Linked DNA regions of Homo sapiens: region 1 is linked to region 2. A link is an interaction called in ENCODE POLR2A ChIA-PET data of the cell type or tissue named here. Cell type or tissue: MCF 10A. All regions are shown on one strand. Links, peaks and the distances in the headings refer to the core of each region. The heading gives the core; the rest is flanking DNA. Region 1 overlaps ROS1 (ROS proto-oncogene 1, receptor tyrosine kinase). Region 2 has its middle 17 kb from the start of ROS1.

Evidence for each region. Peaks named below come from ENCODE experiments on the same cell type or tissue, not always from the same donor. Only the 100,000 strongest peaks of a DNase experiment are listed, where the experiment ranks them.
Region 1: POLR2A ChIA-PET joins it to region 2 with 27 read pairs; 5 of 35 experiments call an interaction of 5 or more read pairs at or near these places.

Annotation. Positions count from the first base shown.
Region 1 is chr6:117,384,610-117,393,221 of GRCh38, reverse strand. It overlaps ROS1 (ROS proto-oncogene 1, receptor tyrosine kinase), which reads left to right. Exons shown (of 44, transcript NM_001378902.1): 13 at 3,376-3,872; 14 at 5,230-5,442; 15 at 6,223-6,333; 16 at 7,361-7,539. Among named protein-coding and RNA genes, the nearest start is that of ROS1, 37 kb to the left of the region's middle. In MCF 10A, for the core only: no CTCF peak of the experiment used is centred there; a DNase peak (open chromatin) is centred at 3,331.
Region 2 is chr6:117,438,499-117,447,110 of GRCh38, reverse strand. No RefSeq gene overlaps it. Among named protein-coding and RNA genes, the nearest start is that of ROS1, 17 kb to the right of the region's middle. In MCF 10A, for the core only: no CTCF peak of the experiment used is centred there; DNase peaks (open chromatin) are centred at 2,280, 4,580, 5,040 and 6,080.

The DNA of each region.
Region 1 (8,612 bases), core at 216-8,215, 54 kb after region 2:
ATGTGTTAGCCTTGTAAAGATGAATTCTCTTCCATTGGGAATAAATAATCTTTGAGAAACTTGCTTGCTAATGAAACATTGTAGTACCAGATGAGCCTATCTATGCATCTTACTTTAGGTGAATTTAATTAAATTCAGGCAAAGTTTTCATTCTGTAGAGCCAGGAGGGAATGTTTTTTCAAACATAAATCAACTCTTATAAAGTAGTTATTTCTCTCTCCTTCACAGCCAAATATGGGAATATGGGAAAGACCTCCTGTCTGGGAGTCAGGGGTTGGGTTCTAGTCCTGGATTTGCCACTTCTTTATCATGGGATTGAGTCTCACTTTCCGCCTCAACACTACCTGTGATAAAGCCCCTTCATTCCACCTGTTCCTTTTGCTGAGCCATTCAACTGTAGTTCATTCCTCTGGTTTGGTTCTCACATCTATCAAGAGGTTCTTTAATAAGAAAGCTGCTAGCTTCCACCTTAGGAGACAGGAGCTGATTGATAACTCTGCCTCCTACCCCCAAATGAAATGGACACATTGTACCGCAGTCTTGCTGTTAAATTGGAGTAGTACCTGAAGCAAGTAATATCATGTCTATGACCATTGATTTATCAATCCATATAGGGAAGGTAATAATACTTACCCAGTTGGGTTATTTTGAAGACAAAATGAGGTATTTATTGTGCATGTATTTTGTGAACTCCAGATATATATGAATATGAAGGATAAACACATAGAAAGTTATTTTGGAGTTATTATTTCTCAGATATGACCAGATAATAACAGATTAGTAACCAGTAGGCAAAGCCCATGTTTGTAAGATTAAACTTTTTTCTTTCCTGTAGGAATAAAGTTGCTTTCATTTTGAATGAAAAAAAAAATACAGCTCATAACATGTTTTTCACAAACAAAACTTTCTTTTAAAAAAGATTGTTCATTATAGATTTTAAAATCAAGCTTTCTATTCCTATTCATTCACAATTTACTAAAGATTTATTTTAACTTCTAGGTTTGAATGAATTACTGAATTATGGAATATTTAATGCTTTGTGATGTAGGACAAGGATTCTCTGGATCTTACTGTTTTCATGTGTAAAGGTCTACGGTCCTATGAAATGTAACTTTGTTGTTGACACTTACACAAAATGACTCATTCTGAGGATAATGAACTTTACCCACTAATCGATCATTCAAATGCGATCACTGAGGTCTTCAGTGGCTCTTTTTTTCCATTAGGATAAAATGGATTTGTGCTTAGATTTTGCAATGTGACTAGAAATGATAATGATAATTAGTATTTATACTGAATGTGTGTTTCTAAGTGTATTATGTCCAATAATTCATTTAATTTGTATTCAACCCTATGAAATAAGTACTTTTATTATTCTAGTTTTATAGATAAGGAAAGGGAAACACGGGTTGATTCCGTAATTGTCTAAGATTATACAGCTGTTTTGCGATGGAACCAGTGGAACCAGACAGGCCCTGGAACAAGAAATCTTGCTCCAGGACTTCTAGCTCCAGGGCCTGTCTTCTAACCATCTCTCTATACCATGATAGGAGAGTTTCTATAAAAATCAGCATGTAACTTTCAGCAATAGTTTGTGTTTAGTAGTCCTAAAGGACATCAGATGTGTGAAACAGTGTATTGTCCTGGTATTAGAAATATTTTCCTCTATGCTGTTCTTTTTGCACTGCAAATTGTCTCCTCATTGAGTTCAGACTTACTGTAAAACCTCTGCTTTTCTTCCTACCACCACTTCCCCATCTTCTTCCACCCCAGCTTCTCCTCCTCACTCTGTCCTCCTCTTCCCATGCACCAGATCTCTTCACCTTTTCTATTTTTCTTTCTCTTCCTCCCTGCTTCAATATAATAATTGTAATATTTACCACAGATAGTTTTCCTTTTATCTACTCTGAAATTCCTCCAAATTCCATTAACAATTTTGAATTTAGGAAACAAAAGCAGAAAATTAAGAGCCAAGCTGTTTTTGCTTTTTGCCTGCTACAATCCGTCCTCAGGGAAAAGAACATAGCTACATATCTCAAAATGGAGCTTATATCTCAGGATATTATTCTAGCATAGGAGTTTTGAGAAAATTGATCAAGATTTGGAATAGTCATCAAGGGGAATTAGAGCAGAACTAAATAAGGACAAGGAAAATGATTTGACAGTTTTGATGAGAGGTTGGAATGCTGCCAGTCCTTGGGGTTGGGATAAGAATTTATCAAAGTATACTTCTGTTAGCACCTTTCTCCATAATCACGAATTGTAAATTAGCTACATCCACATTAATGGTTTTATATTTTAGTTAAAAGTTTATTTACATATTTCATTGTCAATGAAATATTTTGGCAGTATGTTTTCTTTTTCATTATTAAAATAACCTGCCTCGTTACTGTGAGGTTTGACTTTAAATTAGATGTGCTTCTCTAATTCTTCCGTTGGCTTCTTTCTCCTGATTGCTGGATTTTCCTGCTTCAGTCATGTGTGGGGTATTTCTTTGTGGTTTATAAAATGGTAGCTCTATTGCCTGCATCAATTGTAGATTAAAAAAAATTAGTCCACTGCAAATGCAAAGTAGCCATGCTAGTTATAGCAAAATGATAACTGTACAATTAAAAATGGTTTAAATGTTTTACTTTCTTCCATTTATCACTCAGAATGCATGAGAAAATTTACTGATAAAATTAGACTTAAGGATGTGTGTTTTTTGGAGGAAAATGTTTGATAGTAAATACCATATTTAGCCATGTGATTTCTATATAGTATGTTTTCCTTTAAAATTTTGAAAGACCCTTCCTGGCCAGGGCTGGTGGCTAATGCCTGTAATCCCAGCACTTTGGGAAGCCAAGGTGTGCAGATCACTTGAGCCCAGGAGTTCAGGACTAGCTTGGGCAACACGGTGATACCCTGTCTCCACAAAAAATACAAAAATTAGCCGAGCACGGTGGCAAGCCTGTGGTCCCAGCTACATGGGATACTGAGGTGTGGGAGGATCACCTGAACCCAGGAGGTTGAGGCTGCAGTGAGCTGTGATTGTGTCACTGAACTCCAGCCTGGGTGACAGAGTAAGACCTTGTCTCAAAAAAATAAAAGACCCTTCCTGTTTTTGAATTTTTTGATTCCTTAAAAAGTCACTTATAATAATTAAGAGACTAAGCATTACAAGTGAGGCTGAAATTTTCTAATGTTCCAACTTGTAACTTAAACGAATAGAGTATATCTTAGGAAATTACCTTTTTCTACCTTGGAAAATCCTGTACTTAGCAACATCAGAGATACATAGTTCTGATTGTGCAACAGAATGAAGCAATTAGCTGAGGAGGTTACTCATCAACCTTTGGACTGAATCTCATGAGGTTTCTTTTGTTCCTGTGTCAGGTATGTCTTTTACCTCCTGAGAGATGGCATTTATAGAGCAGACCTTCCTGTACCATCTGGCCGGTGTGCAGAAGCTGTGCGTATTGTGGAGAGTTGCACGTTAAAGGACTTTGCAATCAAGCCACAAGCCAAGCGAATCATTTACTTCAATGACACTGCCCAAGTCTTCATGTCAACATTTCTGGATGGCTCTGCTTCCCATCTCATCCTACCTCGCATCCCCTTTGCTGATGTGAAAAGTTTTGCTTGTGAAAACAATGACTTTCTTGTCACAGATGGCAAGGTCATTTTCCAACAGGATGCTTTGTCTTTTAATGAATTCATCGTGGGATGTGACCTGAGTCACATAGAAGAATTTGGGTTTGGTAACTTGGTCATCTTTGGCTCATCCTCCCAGCTGCACCCTCTGCCAGGCCGCCCGCAGGAGCTTTCGGTGCTGTTTGGCTCTCACCAGGCTCTTGTTCAATGGAAGCCTCCTGCCCTTGCCATAGGAGCCAGTGAGTGCTCTGTCCCCAGTGTGGTTACTGGCCTTGCTGGAATAAGAGGAAGGTTTGAACTGCTTGGCGTTGTGATTCAATTTTGAGAGCCCCATTTGGCTATTCAGTCATCAACCAGAAGCAGCTACTTAGCTAAAAAAAAAGTTTATACATTTGTTCTGCATTTATTAGTTTTACATTAGGAGAATCTCTATACTTCTCATGTATATCCCAATAGAATAATTTGAACATTTATTGAGTGTCTGCTAAGATCCAGGCATTGACATTCTAGTCAGAACAAATAGCCAGGGAGATAGAATACTTGGGTTGAGATTTTTTGTGCTGTTGAAAGCTTGCATGAATTTCAGCAATTCCCTAAAACTCTGAACTCGAATCTCCATCTCTGGAGAGAGGTAGTATGTGGGTGGGTAAGCAGGTGGGCTCTGGAGTCAGCCTGCACGGATTCAAATACTTGCCATTTGTTAATAGAATGACCCTGGGCAAGTTACTAAACCACTCTGTGTCTCAGTTTCCACACCTGGAAATGGGGAATATTTATTATATCTTTTAATGGAACTGTTGTACAGATAAAATTAAAACACATTAGTAGAGCACTTAGAACAGTATCTAGCACAGAGGTCAGCAAACTTTTTCTGTAAAGGAAAGACCAGATAGTAAATATTTTTATTTACTTTGTGGGTCAGATGGTCCCTGTCAGCTACTCAATTATGTCGTTGTAGTGTGAAGACAGTCATAGATAATATGTAAATGAATAACTGTGGCTGTGTTCCATTACAACTTTATTTACAGAAACAGTGGGCCAGGTTTGGCCTGTGAGTGGAGTTTGCCAATCCCTGATCCCCTAGACGATAGTAAGTATTTAGAAAACATTGGCTGTTTTTGCTTTAGAACAAAGTTAATTATGTCTGTTTGCTGCATATCTCAAAGATGGCTGAAAATGAATAGGTAATTTTTTTTTATTGATTGGGCTTCTTGGAGGAAGGTACTATACAAACAGTGGTAATTACATTAAAGGTTCATCATTAAGCATTTTTTATTAAGAGCCTGATTATATCTATTAGTGTTGTAGAGAACCCCTCTGACAATTATATGCAGCAAGCATATAGCTTTGACTGAAGGACAGTCCTATTTGTTGGGAATGCTGTCTCCTTCAATGCAGCCAAATGAGCGGCATGAGGAATGAACACTGTCCTAGCCTCATCAACAAATGATCCCTGGTGATTATCGGGGTAGCGGATATTACTGCCCAATTGCTCTCCCATTTGAGATGAGGCTGTAGGTGAATTTATGGAGAATCCTTGGTTTGCCCTTGCAGATGTCATCCTGATCAGTGATATTATTGAACTCTTTGAATTAGGCCCTTCTGCCTGGCAGAACTGGACCTATGAGGTGAAAGTATCCACCCAAGACCCTCCTGAAGTCACTCATATTTTCTTGAACATAAGTGGAACCATGCTGAATGTACCTGAGCTGCAGAGTGCTATGAAATACAAGGTTTCTGTGAGAGCAAGTTCTCCAAAGAGGCCAGGCCCCTGGTCAGAGCCCTCAGTGGGTACTACCCTGGTGCCAGGTGAGAAAATGTTCTGGATTTAGGGAGTGACTCTCACAAAAAGAGGACTAGCTGAGTGCCCTTTAAATTTCCTTGCCTTGGGTTTAAAGAAATGAGAATGAGGGTGTATTGACCTCTTGAGTATGTGTTTGAGTAAACACATATTGAGTACATATTTATTTTCTGAGATTAGGAAAGCAAATAAAGCACTGTGTGATATTTAATTAGTGTTTCTAACCTGCCATTTTAAACTTTCCAAGATATTTTTTAAGGAAACACTATAATTGATTCTTTACGGGTTTCTTCTTTCTTATGGTATATTAAGCAGTGGCATTTCTGAACTCTGAGGGTCTTGCTGAGAGAAGTTGAGAGGCTGTGAATTATGCTGAATTCCATCCTCTTGGCTGAAAAGAAATGGAAGGATGACTATACCATTCATATTACTATTGTTAACACAGTCTCTTCTGGATGCTCTGAATGAGACCATGACAAACAGTAGTCAAAGCCCCCTCAAAAAAAATTCTGCAATGATCAAGACACCGTTATAGAGGCAATCTCACCATGCGTTTTTCTTCACATTTCAAAAATTTATGTGAAAATCAGAAAGTATGTTTAATGGGATCATTCTTGTTACACAGATAACAATTACTCATATCCTTTTATAGAACTTTTCAAAGTGTTGACATTCTTTTACTTTATATAGAAAATCATAAGATATAAGGCATAGATATAAGTATATAAGATACCTTTAAAGAGTTTGCTTTCCCTGATGTTTCTTTTAATTTCTTTTTTACTAAACAGCTAGTGAACCACCATTTATCATGGCTGTGAAAGAAGATGGGCTTTGGAGTAAACCATTAAATAGCTTTGGCCCAGGAGAGTTCTTATCCTCTGATATAGGAAATGTGTCAGGTAAACCCCAAGTCCTCTGTTCACTTGAATGACAGATTTCTACTCATAAGACTTCCCACATCATTCAATGAATCAAAAGAATAGGGTATTTTTGTATTTGGTCAATAGTGAAAGGAAAAAATATTGACTGAACTCTACTGCCAGTGATTCTGTTAAGAAAATGTCAGTTCTTAGATAGGAACGCTATTTATTAAGTCACAAAATGTGAGGTTGTTTCTAGTTTTATGCCCACCAGGAAGGCTTTGATATAATGCTGATGTATTAATCTACCAATGCCATCTCACATTAACAGCCTATCTTGTTCCACTAAGACAGTTATACTTAAATAATTTACTGTGCATTTGCTATAAGACAGGAGCAGAAACTGCTGCATAGAGTTCTAAATAAGGTATAAGGAATAATTGGTTGACAAAGAGGATTATTAAGTAATGAATGGGTAATTTGCCTGGAAGGCGTTAGAAGGAAGAAAAGTCTTCATTCTAGGGTGTTATAACAGTGATCTTGCCTGAAGATGACATCTTCCATAGTTATCTAATTGTTTATTGATTTATTTGGCCATTAAAAGTACAACAGCATTTCTGACCAACATAGGAGCCAAATGTAGGTAATGTGGCACCAATGGAGAGAATGCCACTTTGGCATTGGCTGAGTCTGGGCTTCCTCTTGATGTATCTGTGAGCCCTCAGGCAGAACACATGATCTCACCTTGTCTCAGGTTTACCATCTCAAAAATGAGAATAATTCCTACTTCATAATTTTGTTTTAGGAACTAAATGAGATCTGTAAACTGCCTGGGACAATGTTTGGCAAAGAGGAGATGCTCGATGTGTATCCACTGTTCTCCCTGGTTTCAGGGGTTAAGAGTTTGGGAAACATTATTTAAATATTCTTGACAGATCAAGTTCTAGTGAATATGTGTCAGTGTGTTGTTTAAAATTATGTTGAGGTGCAGATGTGATTTGTTGACTCATTATGTTTTTGTTGGTATGTATGAAAAATAACTGCTAATCATTCACTTTATTTTGAGACATGGATTGGTATAACAACAGCCTCTACTACAGTGACACGAAAGGCGACGTTTTTGTGTGGCTGCTGAATGGGACGGATATCTCAGAGAATTATCACCTACCCAGCATTGCAGGAGCAGGGGCTTTAGCTTTTGAGTGGCTGGGTCACTTTCTCTACTGGGCTGGAAAGACATATGTGGTGAGTTAAAGCATGGCATTCTGGATGCTCTAGAATGATACTTATCCACTTCAGTGACTTGCACACCAATTTCTTTTTTTTTTTTAAATACCTGTGCACCACTTATGCTATTATTTATTTAATGTTTATCTTTAAACCAAGTCACTTAAACATTTTTTTTTTCTTTTTTTGAGACACAATTTCACCCTGCTGCCCAGGCTGGAGTGCAGTGGCGCCATCTTGGCCTCTGCCTCCCGAGTAGCTGGAATTACAGGCATATGCCACCATGCCTGGCTACTTCTTGCATTTTCAGTGGAGATGGGGTTTCACCACGTTGGCCAGGCTGGTCTCGAACTCCTGACCTCAAGAGATCTGCCTGCCTCGGCCTCCCAAAGTGCTGGGATTACAGGCGTGAGCCACCGCTCCCGGCCTCATCTCACTTTTAAAATATGTTTTTTTGTAAATTAAATTTGTTATCACTATTTGTTGAATTAGGTATTTTTTCCCCAATAATAATTTAAATAAATACATGAAAATGCTCACCTGAGCGTTGGTTCTTGGCAGGAACATGGCATGCTCCAAAAGCATGATTCAAGGCAACTAAGTGAAGAGACTATTTTCAAAGGTGTGCACAGGGCTAGGGAAAATGAACAAATGATGGTGAGGCATCCTCACGGTTTACAAGTGTGCGAAGACATAAGTCTAGGTGTGAATAGGCAAGGGGAAGAAGTGGAAGAACCTGGTGAGGGCTGTAGCTGTAGGAGAGTAGCTGATATGGACTGTGACTTTAGGCACAGAAGCTGGCCACTATCAAGATGTATGGTCTGGCAAGGAGCCAGCTAAAGGAATAAGAACCCCAACCCCTCCTTCCTCCTGCCCTCTAATCTGCCAGTGCTTCCATTGGCTGAACCTCCCCAGAAGCCAGACAACAACCCTTCAGCCTAGCAGATAAAGTCCATAGATGTTGGCCTATGGGGGCACAGAGTAGGGTGGAGAAGGGTGGGAATTAGACCTAGAGGCAAAATAAAGACATCCAGCACACCTGTGGAGTGATATATTTTGAAGAGAAAGATGATGGCTAATGACAAGAACAT
Region 2 (8,612 bases), core at 158-8,157:
GTGACTTAGCATGGCTTAACTATGATACCTCAAAATTGGCATCACCGTACCACTCATTTTTTGTTGCACTTGAACCAAAAGAGTTATACGAAGTTACAAATGTTAGGGGAGTTTGGGCCAAGCATTTCTGGAGAGGAGTTTCTGTGTGGGAGAACAGTCATAGTCTTAAATGGCTGAATCAATTTCAGGAGGAGAGAAGCAAGAAGGGCTTCTGGCCACTACTGTCTAGCCTAACGCTCAGGGAGGGAAGGGGGTGGCAGTGCAAAATTTGGAAATATTCCTTGTTCCTCCTTCCACAGGTCAGAAGGAAGTCATGCAGAACTCACCTGCAAGGGATCCAGAGAGCTCGACAGGCGGCTGAATTTAATTTCACAGAAGAATGAAGAAAACTCAGGAGAATAGAAAATTAACCTAAGATCAAAGGAGGTGAGGGAAATTGCCAAACTTGTATTTCTAGTAGGGACCATTTTTGGAATTTGTTGTTGTGTTTAACTTTGAGAAATATCTATGAAACCCAATGAAATACATTTAAAAAGTTAGCAGAACTTAAGGAGTTTCTTTTAAAAGTAAAAATTTACATTAGTAGCTGATTATACACACACACACACACACACACACACCACCTAAAACCACAATGTATGGTTTATTAATGTATTTATTTGATAAATATGTATTGAATGGTTATTGAATTGGATCATATAAAATTAACTTTTTTTTTTTTTTTTGAGACAGGGTCTCTCACTCTGCCACCCAGGCTGGAGTACAGTGGGATGATCACAGCTCACTGTAGCCTTGATTTCCTGGGCTCAAGTAATCCTCCTGTTTCAGCCTCCCAAGTAGCTATGACCACAGGCATGCACCACCATGCCTTGCTAATGTTTTCTGTTTTTTCTAGAGACAGGGTCTTGCTATGTTGCCCAAGCTGGTCTCGAATTCCTCAGCTTAAGTTATCCACCTGCCTCTGCCTCCAAAAGTGCTGGGATTACAGGCATGAGCCATTGCACACAGCCTAAAACTGACTTTTTTTAAGGTCAAGATGTTGGTCTATCGGCCATTTCACATGGTTGAACCTATCAGCCAAAATTGTTGTTCAAGGAATCAGCAGTGAAACCTTCTCTAATCTCAGGGGATTTACAATCTAGGGTGAAATAAATCCTTTAAATAAATAATCAAAAAGTTATATAAGACAATAAAATAATTATAAGTGTGGCAACTGTAGGCAAAAAGAGCATGCAAGGAGCCCTGAGACCATACAATGAAGAAACAACTTAGTCTTTGGGGTTGGAAAAGGTGCCCCTGGGGAAATGATGTGAGGGATGGGTGGGATGAATCTGCTGGGGAGGGGGGTGGGCTTTCCAGGCAGTGGAGATTTATGGGAAAGGCTCACGGGGGGAGGGAAGGACCAGAAGGAGTCTGGCTGGTTGGAGGGTGATGTAAGAGAAGAAGGTCAGAGAGGGAGAGGGTGACCAGGTGGGCTGAGGAAGTCCTTGTACACCACATCAACTTTAGGGATTTCAGAGATTGTTCTAAGGAAAATGGAAAGGCAGCAAAATTTTTTTTTTTTTTTTGAGGCAGAGTCTCTCTCTGTCGCCCAGGCTGGAGTGCAGTGGTGCCGTCTCGGCTCACTGCAAGCTCTGCCTCCCGGGTTCAGGCCGTTCTCCTGCCTCAACTCAGCCTCCCGAGTAGCTGGGACTACAGGCGCCCGCCACCACGCCCGGCTAATTTTTTGTATTTTTAGTAGAGACGGGGTTTCACCATGTTAGCCAGGATGGTCTCGATCTCCTGACCTCGTGATCTGCCTGCCTCAGCCTCCCAAAGTGCTGGGATTACATGCGTTAGCCACGAAAATGTTTTAAGAAGGGGAAGAACTGATCTTTACACAGTGTGTTGGTATAGAATTAGATCTGGTAGACTGCCATGTTGAAATTTCCAAGTGTTGCAGTAAGATCTGAAGAGAATGAAGTGTCCAGAGTTTGAGTTGGTGTCCAGCAACTCAAGTCTTGGAAGAGGAAAACAATGTGTACCTGTCCTTCTAGATAAGAGTATTCACTCCTGATGAGGCCAGTGCTTGTCCTGGGGACCACAGGCCAGCTATCTTAACACAGCTCTCACAACTGGGTCTCTTGAGACCCATTTCCAGGCTCTCTTGTTCCCCTGGGAATCCCTGACTATTCAGTTCCCAGAGGAAGAGACAGAAGTAGAGGTTTAAGAGGCAGGTGGGGTTAGGATGAGAACATAGTTTTCTTGTAACTCGAAGTAAGTGGCTTGGGGTATACCAGCTATTGAGAAATCCTCTTGAAATCAATTGAGCAAGTTTTGGAGTGAATATTACAGTAAGAATTCAGGGCAGATATAAAAGCAACTAGAAAAGCAGAAAAATGCCTACACTAGCTGTGTCATCTGCACTACATATGCTATGGGAACATATAGCTGTCTTGGCTGTGGACAGTAAACTGTAGTTGAGCAAGACCGTTTAATATCTGGGACAAACTTTACTGGTAAATAAAGGCCATGTGCTCCTGAGGTTTAATTGGGACACATCCTGCATTTGTTAGTGAAATAAGCTCCCAGAAAAATAGATAGACTTTTTTGGGGATATTTTTGACATTAAAACTTTACTCATTTGATAGTTATATTCATCATCCATGAACATTTTTGGAACATCCAGAACATCCAAGGTGTTAGGCTTCATCTTTTGTTGTTAACATTTTATATTCTTCTTGCTTCTGTTATGGTATATCAATTGAGAAGTTCTTGACTAAGAATTAAAATAACAAACTGAAAATATCTTAACACAAACCTGAGCTCACTTAAAGAAGTCTGGAAGTTGGTGGATCCAGTGTTAATTTTTAATTGATTTTTATATTAAAAAATGTTATAGAGTAAAATCCTAAGTTTGCATGAATTTAAAACCAAAACTGGAGATACGAAGAAAATTTGAGCTCCTGCAAAGCTCAAAGCTCAAAACTCAAAGCCCGCATCCAGAGATGGGCATCACCTCCACTTAACTCTTAATGGTCTTCTACTGTCAGGGTTCTCCCAGGGAGAAGATTCAAAGACACAGTGCTCAATAATCCTGTCAACACAGTGGTCTTCATGATTAGAAAGGACAACTGAAGTCTAGTTTTTCACACATATTAAAGGGATTTAGTTAGGGTTAACTTTTCAGAATTCTAGTGATCAGGGAAGAATAGCCTGATTAAACTGATTGACCTAATGATATGTTTTTAGGTAAATAAGAAAGCCCCAATTCGAGCTCATAGGGACAATTTTAGTTCCCCAAAAACCAAAGCTTAGCATACTAACCAAGACCTACTCAGTCTTAGATCTCTGTTTTAGTAACTCCTTTGAAATATAGGCAGTAGATCTCATGTATTCTGGGAATAACCTAATACAATGTAAATTAAATAAAATTAAAAACATTTTATTTAACCCAATGTATCAAAATATCATTAAATATGTAATCGATATTAACAATTGAGATAGCTTACACTTACAGGGTGTCCCAATTCGTACTAGCAACCTGTCAAATGCTTAGCTGCCACATGTGACTAGTGGCTACCCTACTGGACAGTGCAGCTGTAGAAGGTTAAAAATTGAAGAGAAAGATTAGAAACCAGATTATAGGAAGAGAACAAGAGATGTGCCAGTGACTCTAGGAATCTAAGCTTATTATTAAATATTTATTTAAGAAGTGTTATTATTACGATGGATAATAATAGACTTAAAATATTGCCATTACCCCTGAAAGCTTTATTCACATTCCAAAACCGAGAGATGTTTAGTTATAGCAACCCTTAGAATGCAATTTCCTGTAGTTCGGGGATTGTTTCTCCTCTGTGTTTGATCATTGGTTTTTGTTTTTATTTTTTGTGGTGGTAGGGGTTATTCTAAACTTCGAAGTCATAGTTATACATAAAATAAATTTCCTCCTTAAAAGGAGCAGGACCATTCGAATGAGATATTCCAGCCTCCTAAAAAGAAAAGAATACTAATGACTCATTTAAAACATCATCTGGCTAATAGCAGCTTAATATTAAGGTTAAGGTTATGAACTTTAGGGTCACATAAACTTAGGTTTCATTTCCAATTCTGCTACCTCCTATCTGTGTGTACCTGAGAAACTTTTTAAACCTCTTTGTGCTTCAGTTTTCTCAACTGTAAATGGATATGCTAACAATTATTTTATTGAGTCTTAAGAGAATGGAACAAGATAATGCTTATAAACCATTCTCCAGTGAGTAGTAAATACTCATTAAGTTAAGAGAACATGCCTCATGTCTGTTTCAAAATGGCTATGATTCTGTGTCAAAGGCAGAAGCAATCAGAACCATTTTGAATTACATGTATATTTCAAAACAAGGGAATTAAACTTTGATACATTATGTAAAAATTTAAATAGCTGATATGGTTTGTCTGTGTCCGCACAGCCAAATCTCATCTTGAATTCCCATGTGTTGTGGGAGGCACCTGGTGGGAGGTAATTGAATCATGGGGGCGGGTCTTTCCCATGCTGTTCTCATGATAGCGCATAAGTCTCATGAGATCTGATGGTTTTGAAAAGGGGGAGTTTCCCTGCCCAAACTCTCTTTTTGCCTGCTGCCATCCGTGTAAGATGTGACTTGGTCCTCCTTGCCTTCCGCCATGATTGTGAGGTCTCCCCAGCCACGTGGAACTGTAAGTCCATTAAACCTCTTTTTCTTCCCGGTTTCAGGTATGTCTTTATCAGCAGCATGAAAACATACTAATACAATAGCATATCTTCAAAATTCCTACGGCAGACTCTCTTTTCCTTAATAATGACCTTTTAAATAGGAATCTTGAAAGAAGCTCCCAAAGCAGTTTACTTCCCACTCACTAGGCAGGCAATGGGCACACAAGCCTGCTTTCTTGATGATACTGCAGATCTGCACTGAGGTCCACTCTCTAGACTCTTTCCTATTAATGTTCTGGTGCCTGTGGTTTGCACTAACCTGCTTTCGAAGCCAAGTCTTTGAGAGTAAAGTAAATATTGTATTGTTATATGTTGGAGGAATTTTGCAACCATTTTGCATTGTGAAATTTTGTATCAAAGGGTACAATTGAAAACTTTGTCTGAAATGTATGTTGCAATATTTGCAAATGCAGACTAGGTGATTGAAGAAAGAAATGAGGATCTTTGCTAAGTCTGAAGGCATGGTTTCCTACTCCTTCATCTTCTATGAGTTTAAATAGTACTTCTATCATTACGATAGAACTTCTAAAATGAGACACTTTATGCTTACTTGTGATCTTTAAGTGGTCAGAGTGCTCTCATTGAAAGTATGTGAGAAATGCTGATAAACTTTTTCATTAAATATAAATAGCTACAAAAATTTGTGTAGATGTTTTTAATTTGTGAGCAGATAACCTCGTTGACTTAGGAAAGACTAATTCATGGTTTTAATTAAAATCATAAACTTAATATCTCACTAATAATTAACAAAATTGTGTAAGGGGTAAGTAATGTTATTATATTTAAAATAGCAGCCTGCACACCTAGCCCTCAATCCCTACAAGCCTGTCCTTTTTTCTCTTTAATACTTTTCACCAAATAATAACTTACATGTTTTACTTGCTTATGTCTGCCCTGTCCTCCCCCAGCCCTACCCAGATGAGGACAGGGATTTTTATCTGTTTAGTTCACTGTTGTCTTCACAGTGCCTTGCAGTCTTTGGCAAATAGCAGGCAATAAATAACTGTTGAATCTTTATGTGACAAATCATTATGACTAATTTACCCTCTAACTTGAACAACATGAACTTCTAAAATTACAAAATTTTAAAACATGTGAGGTAATTTATTAGGAATTTCCCAAGTGGCGGGTACCAACATTTTGAGGTTGAATCAGTTATTACCTCCATTTACAGATGAGAAAATTGAGGCAGACAGAACTTAAGTAACTCCTGTGGTCACTTAGCTTATAAGTGGTGACATCAGGGTTGGACATGACTAATATGGGAGTCCATGGCGTAATTACTGTGTAATTTCTAGGAGATGGTGTCAGATTAAATAAGTAGGAGGCCATTGCCCTGAGAATATCTCCATTCTTTAAGTTTTTATGTAATACACTGCAATATAACTTAGTACTTAAATAAATAAACACTTAATTTAGGAGCACACTTTTGTAACAAACAGTTGAGCTTCACCCAATCATAGGCTGCAACTGATCAGACCATGCTCCAATAAGTCAAAAGACTCATCACACCATGCCCAAATGAGGCAACTGTCTAGCTGTAGTCAATCAGATGATTTATATACTTTCTTCAGTGTTCAGCCTATAAAAGCTTATTGTTCATGCTGCTGGGTGGAACTCTCTGAACCTCTCCTGGTTCTGAATGCTGCCTGATTCATGAATCATTCTTTGCTCAAATAAACTCTGTTAAATTTAATTTGCCTTAAGTTTTTTTTTTTTTTTTTTACATTTTTTTAACAATAGAAAAGGTGAGGGCTTTAGTGTTACAGGCCTAATGTACGGGATAAGAGAAATAAAGTGCATCAAAGTATCTAACAACATGCTCTACCACCTGATAAACTCTCCATACATGTTAAAGTTCAAGAACCATTTCTTGATTTGTCAAGAACCTCACTTTAACAGTGCAATAATTTTTGAAGCAAAGAAACCTGAAAGATTCTCATTCTTCTTGTTCCTAGATGAAACTTTTTTTTTTTGAGACGGAGTCTTGCTCTGTCACCCAGGCTGGAGTGCAGTGGCGTGATCTCAGCTCACTCCAAGTTCTGCCTCCCAGGTTCACGCCATTCTCCTGCCTCAGCCTCCCGAGTAGCTGGGACTACAGGCGCCCGCCACCACGCCCGGCTAATTTTTTGTATTTTTACTAGAGACGGGGTTTCACCGTGTTAGCCAGGATGGTCTTGATCTCCTGACCTCGTGATCCACCCACCTCCGTCTCCCAAAGTGCTGGGATTACAGGCGTGAGCCACCACGCCCGGCCTCCTAGATGAACTTTAAGGTAACTTGGAAGGATAGTTTTTTAGTCTGAAGTTGGTATTCAGAATTGATTTTGTGCTCAGACTAATTAGTCATAAATGGTAAACAACCCTAAATGATGTATTTAGTAGGGTTTCCTTCTTTTCTCCTAAGACTTGGTTTTCATGGGTAACAGTTTCTGTCCCCACCCCCTTGACCCAGTCCCATCTCTCACTGAGGTTCTCTGCCTCCATGAGCCTCATCAATAATCTCCTTGCTATCTCTGTCCATCAGATGTTCCTTGCCAGTTGCTTTTCATTTTTCTGTCCATATAGTCATGCCTAGAGTGAGAGTTTGAAACAGCAGTGATTCTGGCCCGAGAGGGGGATGGTAGTAGAGGTGGGTAGTCTGCACAGTGACTGGTGCTGCAATGGTATCCTGTAGGATTCATGGGCCTCAGTATACTGGGAGTGGAGAAACTGCATAGAGAACATGGTTGGGGGTATTCACGAGGAAGAAAACCAGTGAAAACCCTATTTCAACTTTGGCTCCTGTATCTCTGGAGCCTGGGAGATAAAGAAAAGGCTGAGAAGCCTGGCTTTGCTTTGGAAAATCTCTTACCTTTACCACTAAAGCAGTTTTCACTTCAGGGCTACCTTTAGGTAAAATGTTTAGAGGGTCATCCAGTATCTGGGCTCAATTTCTAGAAATAGCTTCCATTAAGACACACAATGTCTTTTAGTCTACTGTTACATTTAAAAGGCTCAAAAATGCAAATACTTGGGATAATTAAATAAAAGGCAATGCTTTTGTTAAGACGAAGAGTTAAGGAGGCAATGGATCTCTAGAAGGAGCAATGGTAGGTTGCACTGAATCTATGGATAGCAGGGTCGAGATAAACCATAGGGATATCAGTGCATGAGGCACAAGTAATATTCTTGGAGACTAGCGGTTCTGATGCAGAAAATTCAGCTAGTAGCCAATGAATGAGAACCAGTCATCAGTATGCAGATTATTTGTGAAGATACAAATTTGGATGGGTCTAACAGAAGTTTATGGAACCCTGACTCTGGCCAGAGACTCAGCAGTTGGAAATGAGTCACAAGGCTAAAATGAGAAATTGAGCAAAATTGATCCAATACAATCTTCATCTATGGAGTGAAGGTGCCTTAAATTCTGACCCATGGCGGCAATGAGAGCCCAAACCTGGGGGCACAGATGAGCTACCTGTTGGAGGTGTCACTTGAGAGAAGCTGGGGTCTATGCATGCTGGGAATCAGGGAAACAGACAAAAGATTTCATGAAATTTGTATAAGCAAATCTGTAAATATGATACAGGAAGTAATAAAACTACTGCTCTTATTGTAGCATTTGTCTTGCAGAAAATATATAAACTAGGGAAATGTGTGAAGACACAGAAGTTTTCATTTTTTAAACCACTCAGAGAAAAATATTTTGGTATATTTCTATCAATTTTTTCTATTTTATTTTACATAGATGAGATCATTATCATAAAAATATATGGTTTTATATACAGTTATTCATCACTTAATGATGAAGTACATTCTAAGAAATGCATTGTTAGGCAATTTTGTGTGAACATCATAGAGTGTACCTTCACAAACTTAGATGGTATAGCCAACTACATGCCTAGGCTATATGGTAT